Linked DNA regions of Mus musculus: all the other regions are linked to region 2. The links are chromatin loops, found by intact Hi-C in ENCODE. Cell type or tissue: left cerebral cortex. All regions are shown on one strand.

Region 1 (2,500 bases), 69 kb before region 2:
CTTCTGGGGCCTCCTCAGTGTGATCAGGCCAGAGAACATTCCAGAGATCCTATGGTGTTCACAGGGAAGAAACACCTAAGGTTTTCGTTTTCCTTTCTTTAAGCCTTCAACTAATCTAATTTGGTAAGCAAATTAACATTCCCTTTAATGCCTCTTATTTCAAACCGCCAGACCCAGTTTATTCAGCTCCTCATTTACTTTGAGCGGAGTTTAATCATTCATTCAATGACTATTTATCCTTAAATGAATTCAATTCATTCGTTCAGTGAATACTTATCAAAAATCTCTTGTGTGGTTGATACAGCCTTAAACACTGGGGATGAAGCAGTGCGCAAGACAGACAAAACTGCTGTGCTCTGGGAGTTTATGATAATAAGAAACACAGACAATGGAAAGTACGTATCCATAAAAATACATGCTATTCCGTAAAAGCCATGTGCTACAAAAACAAAAGCAGCTGAGCGTATGGGGCAATGGAGGCTGCTGAGGAGCTATTGATTGAAGACAATCAGATGATGCTCCGTTTTTTTTTTTTCTTCTTCTTCCTTTTTTCCCCCCTTTGGTCCCTTTGCTCATTTTTACGATTGCCAAGGGAACTTTTGATTTTTCTCTTTATCTCCCCAGAGTGTCGTGAATTGGCATGCTAGGGCTAACCCTGGCCTTCTGCAGTTTTACTTATTAATTCCATTTCATTTATTAATGTATTGTACCTGCCTCCTTCGCAGGATTTAAGAGAAGGCTATGAGGCAGCAGCTGCAAGCCGCCCTGCCCCCTGGCTACCAAGGAACTCCATCTTTATGAAAACACAGACACAAAGTCATTTCCAAAGTAGTTCATTGTCACTCATCTCGAGCTGATTTCTCTGACAATCTGAGCGTGTCGGTAAGTCCTCGGGACCAAGGTTTGCCAGGAAGATCAAATGAAAGGGATAAAACTCAGTATCAGCAGCTACTGTTTCCTAGAACCACAGGCTTTGGAGAAGTCAACTGTGTGACTGTCTTTTACAGTGTTCCAGCCATGGAAGGATGTCAGAATTGATCTTGTAAATCAACATCCCAAGGCTAAAATGCTTACATTTCTGCATTTCTGTGTCCATACAATACATCAATAGAACATGGAGGATAGAGGCAGAAATAAAGGAGAAATAATCCATAAATTATGCAGTCACTTTTGCATCCCTCCTTGGTGAGACGATAAAGGGAGGATGTGGGAGTGGCTGCCCTCATCATCATCAGCCCCACCCCTCCGAGCATCTCCATTGCCAGAGCCGAGAGAGCTGGCAGCTCTGGGCAATGCATGGTATGAAAGACATGACTAAGCAAGTGTGTAAGAACAGTCAAACCTCCTTCTAACCTCCCACTTGGTACTCAGCATCCACTCACTACAGTACTTTGTGATAATTTTCTTAATGCTTGGCTTATTTTGACCAAGCCTGGTATGCTTCATTTTGCCACTCTCAAAACAATATGTTAACTATTTTTATATGGCTACATCTTCCATAATTTTAATAGAGAAAAATTATACTCCTAGGTAACGGAATAAATTTCTGTTTGTATAAACTAACTCTACAGTTTATAGAATCACTAATACTTCGTATTAGCTATTTACTTCAAGCACATAGATGAGATACATTTTTGTCTCCCAGAAGTGTTCAATAATTTTACTTATGCACGTAAAGTTCTATGTGTTCATTCTTCTGTTGACTTCAAAAGAAAAAGATGCTAATATAGGAAAAATGTTTTCCATAACTCAGTTTTAGCTTTTCATTGATATCTATTTCATTCACAAACGAGACATGTGAGCCAACAAAGTCATGTACACAAGATGCACACACCAAATGCAATGTTTCATGAATGATAAAATGTGATTCAAGTGGATAGATATTCTTATTATTAGTGCTATGATGACATGATATCGATTAATTTCCTCTGAGAATTATTATATAATACACTGGGCCACAGCTTTCTAAATGACCACATGGCTCTCTCTTATCAGCCAGCTGATTTTCACAATTGCCAGAAGCACACATCTGTTTCAAGACCTGACCAGGTTCTTTCACCCAGGAAGAGGGAAAGTTCAAACCAACTCAGTGTCTAGAGCTGTTGAAACATCTGTACAAGCTGGCTGCTTCTTCCATGCGGCCTCTCTTCATGAATGTCTCTCCTGTCTTGGAGTCAAGGCTTACAGACAAGGTTGTACCACATTTCTCAGGCACAAACTAAAGCATTGGAGATATATAATCAATTCAGGCCATCTTGCCAGTCAGGTTCACACATGTGTGGAAACCATACTACTAACCCATTGGATACCTACAAATTGTGTTTGGGCACGTGGCTCTCAGGTATGATTGAGAGCGTCTCTAGCAAGTGTCAGAGATTAATAGAAATTGCAACCACTGTGCATATCGCATGTTCCCAGGTAAGTTTGTTGAGGGGTGGGGTGGCAGAGGTGTACAGAAGGATGGCCCTTTGATAAACAGATAACCTTTGACTGTGTGGAG
Region 2 (2,500 bases):
CCACGGAGTGCCTGCAGCCAAAGCCAACAGCACCAGCCCCAAGCATTGAGCACAGTCAGCCTTTATATCCAGCCGGGATAACATTTCACATGTTTTGATTAAAATTAGCTAATTTGTAATTCTAGAACCTATGAAACTTAAAAGCTGCCATCCATATAGAGGGCATTAGGCAGCATCTTAAAGGGCCAGAGCTAGCTGTGGTTGCCTGGTGGCCTTCTCTGGTCGTCCCCCACTCTCCATTTAAAAACGACACGGAAAAGTAATGTAGAAACGCAAGACAGGAGGGAGGGGCCAGAACTGCAGAACACACTCTGCCTCTTGAAGAGAAAACAACTTTTACAGATCTCTTTCTTTTCTTTTTCTTTTATAAACTGTCTATCATTAGAATCAATAGTGGTTTCTGTTACAGGGAATGGTATTAATTTCCAAGGCAAAGCTTCCTAACTTTCCCAGACGGATAACTCCTGCTTCCAGACACTAAATTCTTCACCACCACCACCTCCTCCCAAAATAAAAGCCCTACTTCCAAAGCGTGGAATACAAGTAAAACTCCCGGGAGAGAGGCAAAGCTAGGAACATACACCTAGTTTCACAAACACCTAAGATGTGTGTCTGTTTGCCCCTTCTAAACGTGGGCTTTCTCGCAGCACCCTCACCAAATACGCTTGCTATAACCAAGAAGATGCCCAAGCCGCAATAACAGTGAATTAGTCCCATACCATTTTAACCAGTTTGCCTTTCAAATACAAACTTAACCAAAGCTGACCAAGTCACCTGACTGTATTGAAGATTCCATGCAGACAGAAGTGGAGAACGCCAAGAAACGCGAAAAACAAGCCTTACATATTTTAATATCATAGAAACAAATCTATGTACGTAAAGTGATTTCTTTTTCAAATCAAGAAACTCATAATGCACACACAAGATAAAATCCTCGCCAGGCAAAACACACAACTTTGAGGAAAATAAAGAAGTGGGGGTGACAGAAGAGTCCAGGCTGAGCCGTGTTCTTGGGTTTCTACGCGAACAGCTGGAGCGCCAGGAGGCTGCGCTCGCCACCTCTGGAGCACCGCTGGCCTGGCAGGGCGCCCGGCCTCGCAGAGAGGACTCGGGGCTGGCCTTCGCGAACAATGGGCAGGCGGCAGCGGAGGCCGCCCCTCAGACAGCTGGCTTTCAGCCGGGCTTGCCGGGTCTGCTAACTGGAAAGTGAGGCGTGCAGAGGCGAGCGGGAGACCCGGGGCAGAAGCAGAGAGGAGCGGCCGGGGACGGCGAGGCGAGCCCGCTGGCTGCAGCGTCCCTGACCCGCGCCGCTCCGGCCCAAGCCTCCGCCACTGACAGCTACACCGCCGCAGCCGGCGAGTTGGAGCAAAGCGGGATCACCGAGCCTGGGGATGGACCGGGAAGAGGGGTGGAATCCAGGTATCCCGGGTGCCCCGGTCCGGCAGCTCTTAACTTTGGAGGGGTCCGGAGATTCATTTCCGAAAAAGGGAGAAATACTACACCGACCATCAGGAAAGCCACTGCACCATGCTCACTCGCCACTGGGGTTCAGTGCCCTCGCCCGGCAACATCTGTACCAGTCTAGGGTTTGTGAGGTTAAATAGTATCCCCCCCCCCTCGCCCCCATCAAATCTGAGGTTGGCAGACTTCGGAGATGCAGCCCATGAGTTGGCCTCGGTTTTGCACCTGGAGGGGGAGCTGAGGCGTCCCAGGGACCCAGCAGAAACTGACAAGCGCGCCCCTGTCCCCCCCCCCCCCCCCCGCAGCCTACACAACAGCCCGAAGGGAGCGGACGGAATAAAGAGCTCGGTCTCCCCGGCCTCCGAGTCCGAAAATACCTTCATCTCCTCGTTGATCTCCCTCTTCACAGGGTGAGCGGGTTTCCGGCTTCTTTTATTTTCCGGAGGTCTCCCTTCTTTCTCCATTTCTGCCATGTTTTTGTGTCTGGTTTCTGTGGAGATGAAATGGCTGCTGCCGCCGCCGGCGGTGGTGGTGGTGGCGGTGGCGGTGGCGGAGGTGGAGGTGGTGCTGATGGTGGCAACGCTGGCGGAGGTAGCGGTGCTAGCGGGTCCGGGGCTGGGGGTGGGGGTGGAACAGGCGAGGGAGGAGCGGGGTCTCTTCTAGCGGCGGAGACCGTCAGTGGCCGTCACGGGGAAGGGTAGCCCGGGGAGTCTCGGGGATGCCGCCGCCGCCGCTCCTACCGTCGCCGCCGCCGCTCCTGCTGCCGCCGCTGCCGGTGCCGCCGCCGCCGCTCCCGCTCCCGCCGCCGCCGGGCTGCATCCTCGGGGCCCGAAGGAGTCGTCAGCCATCTTCCTGAGCTCTGTCTGTCCGCATGGGCGAGAGGAGCGCCGGCCACGGCGGAGACAGCTGCTCTGGGCGTGCGTGCGTGGATCTGTGTGTGCGCCCGGGAGAGCGCGCCAGCCCCGGCGCCCAGCGCCTCCCGCGAGCCGAGCCGCGGGCGGAGGGAGGGACTGAGCGGGGAGGGGTCCGAGGGAGGGGA
Region 3 (2,500 bases), 150 kb before region 2:
CCCCTCCTTAAATTCCTTGCCTTGCCTCCTCTCGGCAGCCCTCAAAACCCTTGCCTGATTTTCAAAAAGAACTATAATTTCTTGAGAAACTCACAATAAAAAGGACTCTCCAATCACAAGAATTAGGCTATTTGGTACCAGCATCTTCTAGACTTGGCTATTGCCAAGTTAACATTTTTAGTAGTGACGCTGACCCACGGAAACTACCCTTGTCCGATGGATGACTTTTTCAGAAGCACAGGTCACCCAAACAGCCATCCATACACCTTATGCTTTTAATAGATACTTTAGACACTTATAGGGACTGTCACTGTTCCTGTCCTGGTCTCTTAGCACAGTAATGGCAATGAGATCTTTTACCCTCCCATTCTTCCTTGAGTGTGTGTGTGTGTGTGTGTGTGTGTGTGTGTGTGTGAGTGACAAGTCCCAGTGCTTTCTAAAGGTTCTCACTTTTGGGGGGGTCACTCAAAGCATTGTCAAGCAGATTAAATTATCTGGGGTGTTTTCAGTTGGCATGCTTTCCAGAAGGCCAAGACCACTGCCTTCAGACTGAAGGCATCGTAGGCTAAAGGAGGAAAGAAGAGTGGCCTCATCTCTGGTGTTCTGGCCCCACTGGCAAAGCCACCAGCAGGAAAGGAGACCTCAAACCATGGTGGCCAAGAAACGATTCTCACACTAGCCATTAGCTCTGGTTCAGGGCTTCCACTCTGGCTGTAAGCCAAGTGCTCACGTTCCCACCATGAAAGCAAGAGGTTGGTGGGCTCGGATCGTGTACACCGGGCGAGTTGGTAAGTGGAGGCTCATTGCTGTGCTTTATAAACTTTGCCTCAAGGTGATAAGAGACCTTTTGTAAATGTGGTGACAGAGGGACTAGTGAGACGATTCTCCTACGGTGCTCAAAAGGAAATTAAGCTTTGGACTTCCACAACTTGGATTTGAATCGAAACTCTGCCCACAAGTTAGATAATCTTGGACAAATTCCCCAATCCTATTTCTCCACTAGGAGGATGAAGATAGCTAGCTGTTTCTTTGGAGATAGCTCCAAAGAAATATTATGGGGAAACACCCAGAAGAGCCTGCATACCCTGTGAAGATACTCGTCCTCCTCCCCTCCCCCAGGCCTCGTCCCCCCCCCCCACCATAGGACGTAGTCAACCTACTTTGCACATTCTTCTGTGTGTCCCCAGCCCAGGGAAGGAGCAGTGTCTAAGTTAAATGCTGGAGGAACACCCATTTCTCTTCTTTCTGTAATCGGTTAATAAACAATGTTTATTATAACAAACCAATGTTTTGGCTTGTTGCCTGCTTGGATAGATGGGAGAGCTCACCCTCTGCGATTGAATGGACAGGCCTGAAGTCAACACCGGGTCCGCCACCGACAAGCTCTGACTGAGCAAATATTTCCAAGTCACAGCTTCCTTCTTGGTAGTATGCTACCGGACGCCTACTCCACTAGGATTGGCAAGAGTCGCTACAGTGGTTCATGTGTGGTCCCCGCCATCTCACAGAACTGTTGGCTCACTGGATATTAAGTAGGGTACAGCAGTCATAGGGTACAGAGACATGCCTGCCACTTCATTAAGGTCTACACGTAGAAGTGAGACTCACCAGCTCAGCCACTGAGTACCCGAAAGGGGGGCGTGGTAGGTTGGCCGTAAGGCTAGTTTTTCATTTTAGCCCACAGATATGGTTATCTTGAGAAGCTAGAGTAAGAGTCATCTGCCAAATGGACTACCAGCTCTAGGTGCTCGCCCACTGATGGGTTACCCAGACATTTCAATACTGCTCTGCAACCTCCTAACTGAACAGTAAGATTCCTCAAGTAATCGTCCCTCCCATGCCTCCTTTTCCAGTTGGATAAATTAGGTATGAACCCGAAAAGAAGAAAATAGTGTGTCACAAAACAGAGTGTGCTTTCAACTCAGGTTCAAGGGCTTGAGTGATCTTGGCTCTTAACTGTCTCTCGGCTGTAAACTGCTAATGGTGTACTAAATAGCATTGCCAGCTGTCATAGGTATTGGATCAAAACGTTGATGGTACCTGGCCACCCAGAGTGCTCAGAGAAAGCGGTAAGTGACACGATGGCTGCATCTCACCTCCGCCTCTAACAAGCAAGGTGAGGGGCGCTGTCTCTTGGAGGAACGCCCAGGTGGACATACAAACCTTTTATTTTTTTACTTATTCTGGTTTCTAATTCGGAGGCACCTCCTTTTGAGCGGAGGCTCCAGGTCCTCAGGGCCAGCGCTGAGCATGGGCGAGGAGATGACGCACGGCGTCATGGCAGCCTTCTCCGCGGGTTTTGGCACAGGCTGGATCACGCAGCCGGTCTTGGGCAGCATCCGCAGAGCATAGGCGTGGTCCTCGTCCGCGGGGTTATTGAGGTTCGGGTCCGACTTGTCGCCCCCCGCCAGGGCTTCCTCCCCCATCAGTTTTTTGGTCGCTTCCCCGTCCAGGTGGCAGTTGGAAGCGCAGTTGTTCTCCTTGACCGACTCCAGCTCGT

What was found. A loop is a pair of places that touch in the nucleus more often than their neighbours do. Peaks named below come from ENCODE experiments on the same cell type or tissue, not always from the same donor. Only the 100,000 strongest peaks of a DNase experiment are listed, where the experiment ranks them.
Region 1: it touches region 2 in a loop (2.4-fold over the local background); 3 of 42 quality-filtered maps call a loop at or near these places.
Region 3: a loop joins it to region 2, with 5 times the contacts of the local background. A loop is called at or near these places in 12 of 42 quality-filtered maps.

The regions. Positions count from the first base shown.
Region 1 is chr10:43,103,170-43,105,669 of GRCm38, forward strand. The region is part of intron 4 of Sobp (sine oculis binding protein); the gene reads right to left. Among named protein-coding and RNA genes, the nearest start is that of Gm51799, 60 kb to the right of the region's middle. In left cerebral cortex, no CTCF peak of the experiment used is centred here; a DNase peak (open chromatin) is centred at 1,270.
Region 2 is chr10:43,172,138-43,174,637 of GRCm38, forward strand. Sobp (sine oculis binding protein) reads right to left here and starts at 2,393. Exons shown (of 7, transcript NM_175407.3): 1 at 1,839-2,393. The coding sequence starts at 1,934. In left cerebral cortex, a CTCF peak has its summit at 1,526; DNase peaks (open chromatin) are centred at 180, 522, 1,153, 1,452 and 2 more places; H3K4me3 peaks cover 2,500 bases; H3K27ac peaks cover 2,267 bases.
Region 3 is chr10:43,018,819-43,021,318 of GRCm38, forward strand. Sobp (sine oculis binding protein) reads right to left here. Exons shown (of 7, transcript NM_175407.3): 6 at 2,164-2,500. The coding sequence ends at 2,175. Among named protein-coding and RNA genes, the nearest start is that of Gm47815, 15 kb to the right of the region's middle. In left cerebral cortex, CTCF peaks have their summits at 1,005 and 1,204; DNase peaks (open chromatin) are centred at 1,517, 1,703 and 2,305; H3K4me3 peaks cover 347 bases; H3K27ac peaks cover 497 bases.